Regions from separate parts of the Homo sapiens genome. Here region 1 is linked to region 2. Evidence: read pairs that join two places in POLR2A ChIA-PET (ENCODE). Cell type or tissue: PC-9. All regions are shown on one strand. Links, peaks and the distances in the headings refer to the core of each region. The heading gives the core; the rest is flanking DNA.

The links. Peaks named below come from ENCODE experiments on the same cell type or tissue, not always from the same donor. Only the 100,000 strongest peaks of a DNase experiment are listed, where the experiment ranks them.
Region 1: POLR2A ChIA-PET joins it to region 2 with 7 read pairs; 6 of 35 experiments call an interaction of 5 or more read pairs at or near these places.

The regions. Positions count from the first base shown.
Region 1 is chr20:38,780,380-38,784,773 of GRCh38, reverse strand. All of the region lies in intron 1 of LOC124904902 (a long non-coding RNA gene), which reads right to left. Among named protein-coding and RNA genes, the nearest start is that of PPP1R16B, 23 kb to the left of the region's middle. RefSeq lists enhancers at 1,563-2,172, 2,173-2,784, 3,278-3,778, 3,779-4,279. In PC-9, for the core only: no CTCF peak of the experiment used is centred there; no DNase peak of the experiment used is centred there.
Region 2 is chr20:38,633,622-38,638,015 of GRCh38, reverse strand. It overlaps ARHGAP40 (Rho GTPase activating protein 40), which reads right to left. Exons shown (of 15, transcript NM_001164431.3): 6 at 3,231-3,396; 7 at 217-308. Among named protein-coding and RNA genes, the nearest start is that of ARHGAP40, 34 kb to the right of the region's middle. In PC-9, for the core only: CTCF peaks have their summits at 3,995 and 4,200 (motif pointing left); a DNase peak (open chromatin) is centred at 2,105.

The DNA.
Region 1 (4,394 bases), core at 166-4,165, 150 kb before region 2:
GGGATTACAGGCGTGAGCCACCGTGCCCAGCCCAAAAAGGATTTTTAAAAAACCACATATGTGAAAAGAAAACGTAGGATTTTTTTTTTGTTATCTCAAAGTGAGTGAGGCCTTTTAAAGTATGACATAAAACCCAAAAGCAATTTAAGTCCACGAAAAGAATCTGAGTGGAAAAACACCCCAACAAAGTTAAAAGACAAATACCATCATAGGAAAATGTTTGCAATTCTCATCCGTTTCTTAAGAGAAAAGAGCCAAGGAGGCCGGGCGCAGTGGCTCACATCTGAAAACCCAGCCCTTTGGGAGGCTGAGGCAGGTGGATCACTTGAGGTCAAGAGATCGAGACCAGCCTGGCCAACATGGTGAAACTCCATCTCTACTAAAAAAAAATTTAAAAATTAGCTGGGCATGGTAGTGGGCACCTGTAATCCCAGCTACTCAGGAGGCTGAGACAGGAGAATCGCTTGAACCTGGGAGGTGAAGGTTGCAGGGAGCCAAGATTGTGCCACTGCACTCCAGCTTAGGTGACAGAGTGAGACTCCATCTCCAAAAAAAAAAAAAGAAGAGCCAAGGTTGGAGAGTAGATTTTCAATGCATTATCCATGAAAAATAATATTAAGATAAGGGAAAAAAGCAGAAGCTTGGTTTGTATTGACATGGAGTGATCTTCAAGACATATTGTTAAGCCATAGTATGCTACCGTTTGAGTAAAATTTATATGTATATGTCATAGATATGCTGATTGCATGTCCATGGCGTTATCGTGTTTGTGACACATATAATTTATACAGACATACATTATAAAGAGACAAGGAAGAAGCATCCCCACCTGTAATCCCAGCTACTCAGGAGGCCGAGGTGAGAGGATCGCTTGAGCCCAGGAGTTTGAGACCAGCCTGTGAAACAATAGTGAGACTCCTGGGTTTTTGTTTGTTTGTTTGTTTTTTAAGCAGCAGCTCACTACGCACTGCTACTGAGTGATATCCAAGAAATATTGCTATATGATAAACAAAACAAGGCTAGACAAGAGTGTCATTACTTTTTATCTTATTTTTTGAGACAGTCTCACTGCAACCCAGGCCAAAGGGCAGTGGCACAATCACTGCTCACTGCAGCCTGGATCTCCCAGGCTCAAGTAATCTTCCCACCTCAGCTTCCGGAGTAGCTGGGTCACCATGCCTCACTAATTTTTTTTGCTTTTGTAGAGACAGGGGCCTTGCTACATTGCCCAGGCTAGTCTCAAACTCCTGGGCTCAAGGGATCCTCCCACCTCAGCCTCCCAAAGTGCTGGGATTATAGGCATGAGTCACTGTGCCTGGCTCAACTTTTTAATTTTTTTAATGGAAAATTTTAAACACACACAAAAACAGAGAAGTATAACCAGCCCCTGTGTACCTATTCCCCCATATTCAGTGACAATCAACACACGGTCACTCACTCTTGTTTTATCTATAAGCCTTTGCCTATTTTGGAGCAAATCCCAAATATGACTCCAGCTGCCAACATTTCAATATGCATCTCTATAAGACAAGCTCACTCACTCTCTCTCCCTCCATAAAACTACAAAAATCACAACCACATCTTTAAAAACTATCAATAATTCTTTCATATTATTAAATATCCACATTTGCCAGATTTGCTCAGAAGTTTCTTTTATCAAACATGGCTTATTAGAATTAGGAACCAAACAAGGTCCACACTTTATATTTTTGTTATGCTTTTAAATTTTCTTTTTTCTTTTCTCTCTCTCTCTCTCTCTTTTTTTAAGGCCAAGTCTTGATCTGTCACCCATGCTGGAGTGCAGTGGCATGATCTCGGCTCACTGCAACCTCTGCCTTCCAGGTTCAAGCGACCCACCCATCTGATCCTCCTGAGTAGCTGGGACTACAGGTGTGCATCATCACGATTGGCTAGTTTTGTTTTTTGTTTTTTTTTTTTTTTTGTATGTTTTGGTAGAGACAGGGTTTCACCACGTTGTCCAGGTTGGTCTCAAACTTCTGCCCTCAAGCGATCCGCCCACCTTCGCCTCCCAAAGTGTTGGGATTACAGGCGTGAACCACCGCACTGGCCTAAATTTTCTTTTAATTTATATCTTCTCCCTCTCTTTTCCCCCTTTGCAATTTGTTTGGTGGGGGGAAAATGCTATTTGTCCTGGAGAGTTTTCTGCATTCTGGATTTTGCTGTTTGCAGCCCTGTGGTGTTATTTATCATGTTTGTGACAGACTGTACTCGTTTGTCCCATTTAGCAACTACCCTTCTCCACTCTGACCTTTGAATTTGCCCTTGGAGACTGCCATGTGTGAATTACATCAGCTGCGCTCTCTTGCCCTCTGGCTTCAGATGGGTTTGGCCAATAGGGAGCCCTGGCAGGTGTGGGAGGGAGGGAGGACAATGCAGTTGGGGCGTGTATTTCCCTGTCTCCCTCCTGGCAAGGCCACCTTGGTTTGGCTGTGCTTCTTGACTGAAGCTGTGTCCCTCTCAACACAACTGTTCTATACAACTCTTTCTCCTTCCAAATTTGGGTAGCCTCTCCTTTCCTATTGTAAAGGCTTCTCTGAGGACCTTCCCAGGACCCTGCACCATCTTTACACCCTGCCTTCACATCTCATTCTCCTAACCTGAGTATCCCATCTGCTTCCTGTTGGGATGCTAATTCATAATATGTTTCTCTGTCCCCAGAATTTCTAGTAAAATGGCAGTTAAATTTAGTGGCTTGATCACATTCAGGTTCAAATTTTTTCCTAAGAATTCTTCATGGATGATGTGCAGTATGTCGTATTGTATCACACCAGGAGGCACATAATATCCATCCATTATAAAGATGTCCATCAACTCTTTTTCTTTCTTTTCTTTTTTTTTTTTTTTTGTTTGAGACCAACTCTGTCTGTCACCCAGGCTGGAGTGCAGTGGTACGATCTCGGCTCACTGCAACTTCCAAGTGATTCTCCTGCCTCAGCCTCCCAAGTAGCTGGGACTACTGGGGTGTGCCACCACGCCTAGCTAATTTTTGTATTTTCATAGACGGGGTTTCACCATGTTGGCAGGCTGTTCACGAACTCCTGACCTCAGGTGATCCACCTGCCTCGGCCTCCTAAAGTGCTGGGATTATAGGCATGAGCCACTGTGCCCAGCCTTCCATCAACTCTTCACCGAGTGGTTTTTAGCTGTCATTGATGAAGAATTTGTCTCTTGCCTTTATTTCATTAGGAGCTAGAAAATGGTGGTATTCGGGAGGCAGAGGCTGCAGTGAGCCAAGATCACACCATTGCACTCCACCCTGGATGACAGAGCCAGACTGCGTCTCAAAAAAAAAAAAAAGAAAGAAAGAGAAAATGGTGGTAGGTATTTCATCATTCTGTTTTCATTTGTTTAGCTAGAAATCCTCTACAAAGAAAAACATTCCCTTATTATCTGTTCGGTTGCCATGAGGTACAGTTTCTACAAGAAAGGTGAGATCTATGCCTGCTTTTGCCCTTTATTTCCTAGTTTCAGAATGATGAACTGGTTCCCTAGCATTCTCCAAAGGTGACCATGATGAATTCATAGATTTTAGTATGTTTCAACCTTTCACTGTTATTTTTTCAGATGCTCAAATTGTCCCATTCCTGGGCCAGCGGGAGCCCCTTCAAGTGGACTCCTGAATTTTGAGGGTTTTATTGTTGTTGTCATTGTTGTTTTGTTGTTGTTTGTTTTTTTTGAGATGGAGTCTCACTCTGTCGCCTAGACTGGAGTGTAGTGGTGTAATCTCGGCTCACCGCAACCTCTGCCTCCCAGGTTCAAGCGATTCTCCTGCCTCAGTCTCCCTAGCAGCTGGGATTACAGGCGCCTGCTACCACGCCTGGCTAATTTTTTGTATTTTTAGTAGAGACAGGGTTTCACTGTGTTGGTCAGACTGGTTTTGAACTCCTGACCTCAGGTGATTTGCCTGTTTGATTGGCTGTTTGTTGTTCTAGGCTAATTAATTAATATTTGTAAAGAGAAAATACATCATGTGTTCATATGGATACGTGCAATTCAAATTTAGGATTATATGATTTTTCAGTTTTTATTTTATATTTTTATATCTTGTTATACTGAAAATCTTGGTTGCTAACAATGTTAACATTATTTGAATATATACACACATATTTATATCTTCAGAATAATCATACCAATGCCATTACTAACAACATAATTACTGAAAACAGTAAGATTTCTTACTGTGCGGTTATTTTTTGTTCTTAGAATATATCCCACTAAAGATATACATTCAACTACTGTGGTTTCTTTTTTTCCAACTACCATGGAAAGTCACTTAAAATAAAGTCACCTAATTAAAGTCACTTAAAATAAGTCCTCTCCGTGTGAGTAAACCACCAACTTGATATATAATGAGGTTCAATTGTTTCACTTTG
Region 2 (4,394 bases), core at 207-4,206:
TATAAAATAAAAACAACAACATCAACAACAACAACAACAGCAAAAATCCACCCCAGGTCTCTGAGCCAGCAAGTGCCAGAGCCAGAATTTGAACCCAAGTCTGCCTGATTCTAAAGCACATCCTTTCACCCCTTTGCTGGATGTCTCCTGACAATGGTCCCCTGAGCCAGCCTCTGAAGGATTAAATAAACCCAAGCTGGGGTAGGGGCGACTTACGGCTTGAAGGACCAGCGGGACCTGTGTGCTGGGGAGGACTTTGTGGTCAGCTTCTAGCAGGCTGTCAAGGGGCACACCAAAGAGGCGAGTTTCTGCAGAAAGTCAAAGAGCAGAGGCACATTTCACTTCTTGGAATGATCACTGGGCTCCGACCTACAGGATCTCCTGGGCAACTAGAATCAGACCCCTTTTCCTGTGGAAGGACTGAGCTCTCTAGAGAATGGTTGGACCCAAACCGCTCCTCTTGAGCAGAACATTAGGCCTCAGCAGTAATGTTTTCATTAAAACATTACTGCTGAGGAGATATGTCTCAGAGCAGAAAATCTTAGCTGGTTAAAGAAGTATTGAAAGGGCCGGGTGCAGTGGCTCAAGCCTGTAATCCCAGCACTTTGGGAGGCTGAGACAGGCGGATCACCTGAGGTCAGGAGGTCGAGACTAGCCTGGCCAACATGGCGAAACCCTGTCTCTACTAAAAACACACAAAAAATTAGCTGAGTGTGGTAGCGGGTGTCTGTAACCCCAGCTACTCGGGAGGCTGAGGCAGGAGAATCGCTTGAATCCAGGAGGCAGAGGTTGCAGTGAGCCAAGATTGCACCATGGCACTCCAGCCTGGGTGACAAGAGCAAAGTTCTGTCTCACAGAAAAAAAAAAAAAAGTATTGAAAGGGAAGCACGCTGCTGCTCCAGAAGGCACCAGGTATAAAAATGTAACAGCAGTCCTGGATAGAGCTCTGGCTCTGCAGGATGGGCCAGGTCCTAGAGAATGTATTCCCTGGGTCAATCTTAACCACCCTGGCTTGAGGTCTTCTCAGGCAAACTCCTCCTTCCACATTTTCTCCACACCTTCCTTCTTTCTCCCTTCTCTGGCCTACCCCACCTCTGCTAGATTCCTCCCCCTGGTCTTTTTTTATTCACCATCCTCTTGTCTTTAAAGAAACAAACCAAAAAACCAAACCAAAACAAACCAAAAAATCACAATGCATAATGTTGACAATGCTGCAGTGAAATGAACACTTTCATACACTGCTGAAGGGCAATATTATCTCAGGAACTTAACTCATAAGTATAATCTAAAGTAAGCTAAGATGCATTCAAAAGCATATATACAGCAGTAATGATTGTGTCTTATAATAGGAAAGACATGGGCATCAAAAATGTCCACTAATAGGGAAATGGTTAAATATATTAGAATACATCCACGAGGAGGAAAATAGTGCAGTGATTAAAAATCATGTTTTCACCAGGCAAGGTGACTCATGCCTGTAACCCCAGCACTTTGGGAGGCTGAGGTGGGAAGATCATTTGAGCCCAGGAGTTCGAGACCGGTCTGGGCAACATAAAAATACTGCATCTCTACAAAAAATACAAAAATTAGCAGGGCATGATGGCACATACCTGCAGTCCAAGCTACTCAGGCGGCTGAGGTGAGAGGGTCACCTGAGCCTGGGGAGATTGAGGCTGCAGTGAGCTGTGATCATGCCACTGCACTCCAGCCTGGGCAAGAGAGAGAGACTTTCTCTCAAAAAAAAAAAAAAATAAATAAATAAAAATCATGTTTTCAAGGAATATTTAATAGTTGTGGTAAATGTCACTATTGTTCTAAATTCATTACCCCTCTTTGTATCCACACCCTCTGCCATGTGAATTTGCAAATCTTCCCATTAGGGAAGCACAGCGTACTTCCTCACCCCTTGCTAGGCCATGTGACTAGTTTGGACCAATGGCATGGTAACCTACAAGATGCAAGCAGAGGCTTAAAATGCGGTACAGTTTGCCCTCTGAGCTTCTGCTGTCACCATAAGAACATCCTCCAGACAGCCAGCTGGTCCCAGGAGGATGAGAGACCTGTGAGCAGACCTACACTCAGCCAACAACTTGGAGCTAAGCCTAGATCAGCCAAGCTACGCCCAGTTTACTCATAAACATGTGAGCAAGAGTAAAGAATTCTTAAGTCATGAGTTTGGGGGTTGTTTGTTATGTAGCATTATCATGACAACCACTAAATGATACAATAACTGGAAAATGTCCATAATTCTATTATATATAATGTTCTATAATATAGATCTATAACTATAATATATTCTATTATATATAATGGAATTATGAAACAGGGTCTCATAGTTCTATATATATAGAATGAGACAGAGTCTGTCTCTGTCACCCAGGCTGGAGTGCAGTGGCATGATCAAGGCTCACTGCAGCCTTCACCTCCCGGGCTCAAGTGATCCTCCCACTTCAGCCTCCCAGGTAGGTGGGACTAGAGGTGTGCACCAGCACGCCTGGCTACTTTTTTATTTTTTGTAGAGACAGGGTCTCACTATGTCACCCATGCTGGTCTCAAACTCCCAGGCTCAAGTGAGCCTCCCACCTCGGCCTCCCAAATTGTTGGCATTACAGGTGTGAGCCACTGCTCCCAAACCATAATTATATAATATTAGGTGAAAAAAGGATACACACATATACACACAAAGGAAGATAATACACTAAAAGTGCTTTTCTGAATTATATTTTTTCCTTTTTGTATTTTACTCTATTTCACAAATTTCCCACAATGAGCAGGAATTGTTTACATATGCAGAAAAAAAAATGTAAACAGAAGGAATATAGAAGCTGAGCATGCTGGCCAGGCGTGGTGGCTCACACCTGTAATCCCAGCACTTTGGGAGGCTGAGGCAGGCAGATCACGAGGTCAAGAGACCAAGACCATCCTGGCCAACATGGTGAAACCCCGTCTGTACTAAAAATACAAAAATTAGCTGGGCATGGTGGTGCGCACCTGTAGTCTCAGCTACTCGGGTGGCTGAGGCAAAAGAATTGCTTGAACCCGGGAGGCGGAGGTTGCAGTGAGCCGAGATCACATCACTGCACTCCAGCCTGGTGACAGAGCGAGACTCCGTCTCAAAAAAAAAAAAAAGAAAGAAAGACAAAGCTGAGCATCTCTTGCTGGGAGAGTCCGTGTTCAGCTCCCTATGAGGACTGTGGCCACAGGGCTTTCCCTGGGCTGGGGCTGCTCACCTGCCGCTTTCCACTTCCCCGCCTTGCTCCTCTTCAGGTCCAAGCCGAGGATGTCACAGAGCGCGGTCAGCTCTATGAGGGCCAGAGAAGGTACCTTCCTCATATCCTGCAGGGACAAGTCTCCTATCCTCGTCACGCCAAGTCTGCCTTTGGGGACGGTAAACTTCTATTAATAGAGAGGGAAGTAAAGACAATTTGTCAGGCTATGAGTCTGATGTGTATTTTGGGGCTCCCCCTTCTCCCCAGGGCATTTAGGCAGAAGGAAGAGCAGCGTGGATAAGAGCAAGCACTCAAGAGGAGTCCATCCTCAAGTCAAGTCCAAGCTCCACCTCTTGCAAACGGAGTGACATTCTGAGGCTCTGATTCTCCATCCATAATCATAAAATAGAGCCTACCTCAGAAGGTTTTTGCACGTTTGTTTGTTTTTTTCTTTGGAAACACGGTCTTGCTCTGTTGCCCAAGCTGGCGTACAGTGGCATGAACACTGCTGACTGCAGCCCCGACCTCCTGGGCTCAACTGATCCTCCTGCCTCAGCCTCCTGAGTAGCTGGGACTACAGGTGTGCACCTCGACACCTGGCTAATCTTTGTATGTTTTGTAGAGACAGGGTTTCTCTATGTTGCCCAGGCTGGTCTCAGACACCTGGGCTCAAGCAATTCTCCCACCTCAGCCTCCCAAAGTGCTGGAATTACAAGCATGAGCCACGGCAACGACCTCATAAAATTTTAGCGGGAGCAAATGACCTAATGGATATAGAGTGCTTGGTACAGTCCCAAGCACATAGCGAAGCCCCAAGAAACAGAAACTGTTTTCACTGCCTGCCCTTCCACAAGAGGACCTGGAGAAGAGGGATCACCCCATGGGCTTCTTATTATTGCTTCTACTCTGGTCCTTTGTTCCTCTGCCTCACCGGCTCTGTCCCCAGCCTTGGCCATGCCACCGGCAGAAATAAAGAATGCTCAACCGTGCCATCTAGAGGCCACCTTGGGAATCTGCAGGCAGCTCCAGGCTTTCCTGCCGCCCAAGGTCAGAGAAGGCAAGCGGGAGGGCCAGGCTTGCTCAGCACTGCCTGGAGGGCGTGGCTGGACCACTTCCCAGTGCCCCTTTCGAGTGCTCAAAGGGAAAGAAATAGTAATTGATGCTTATAATACAGCCTAGTGCTTG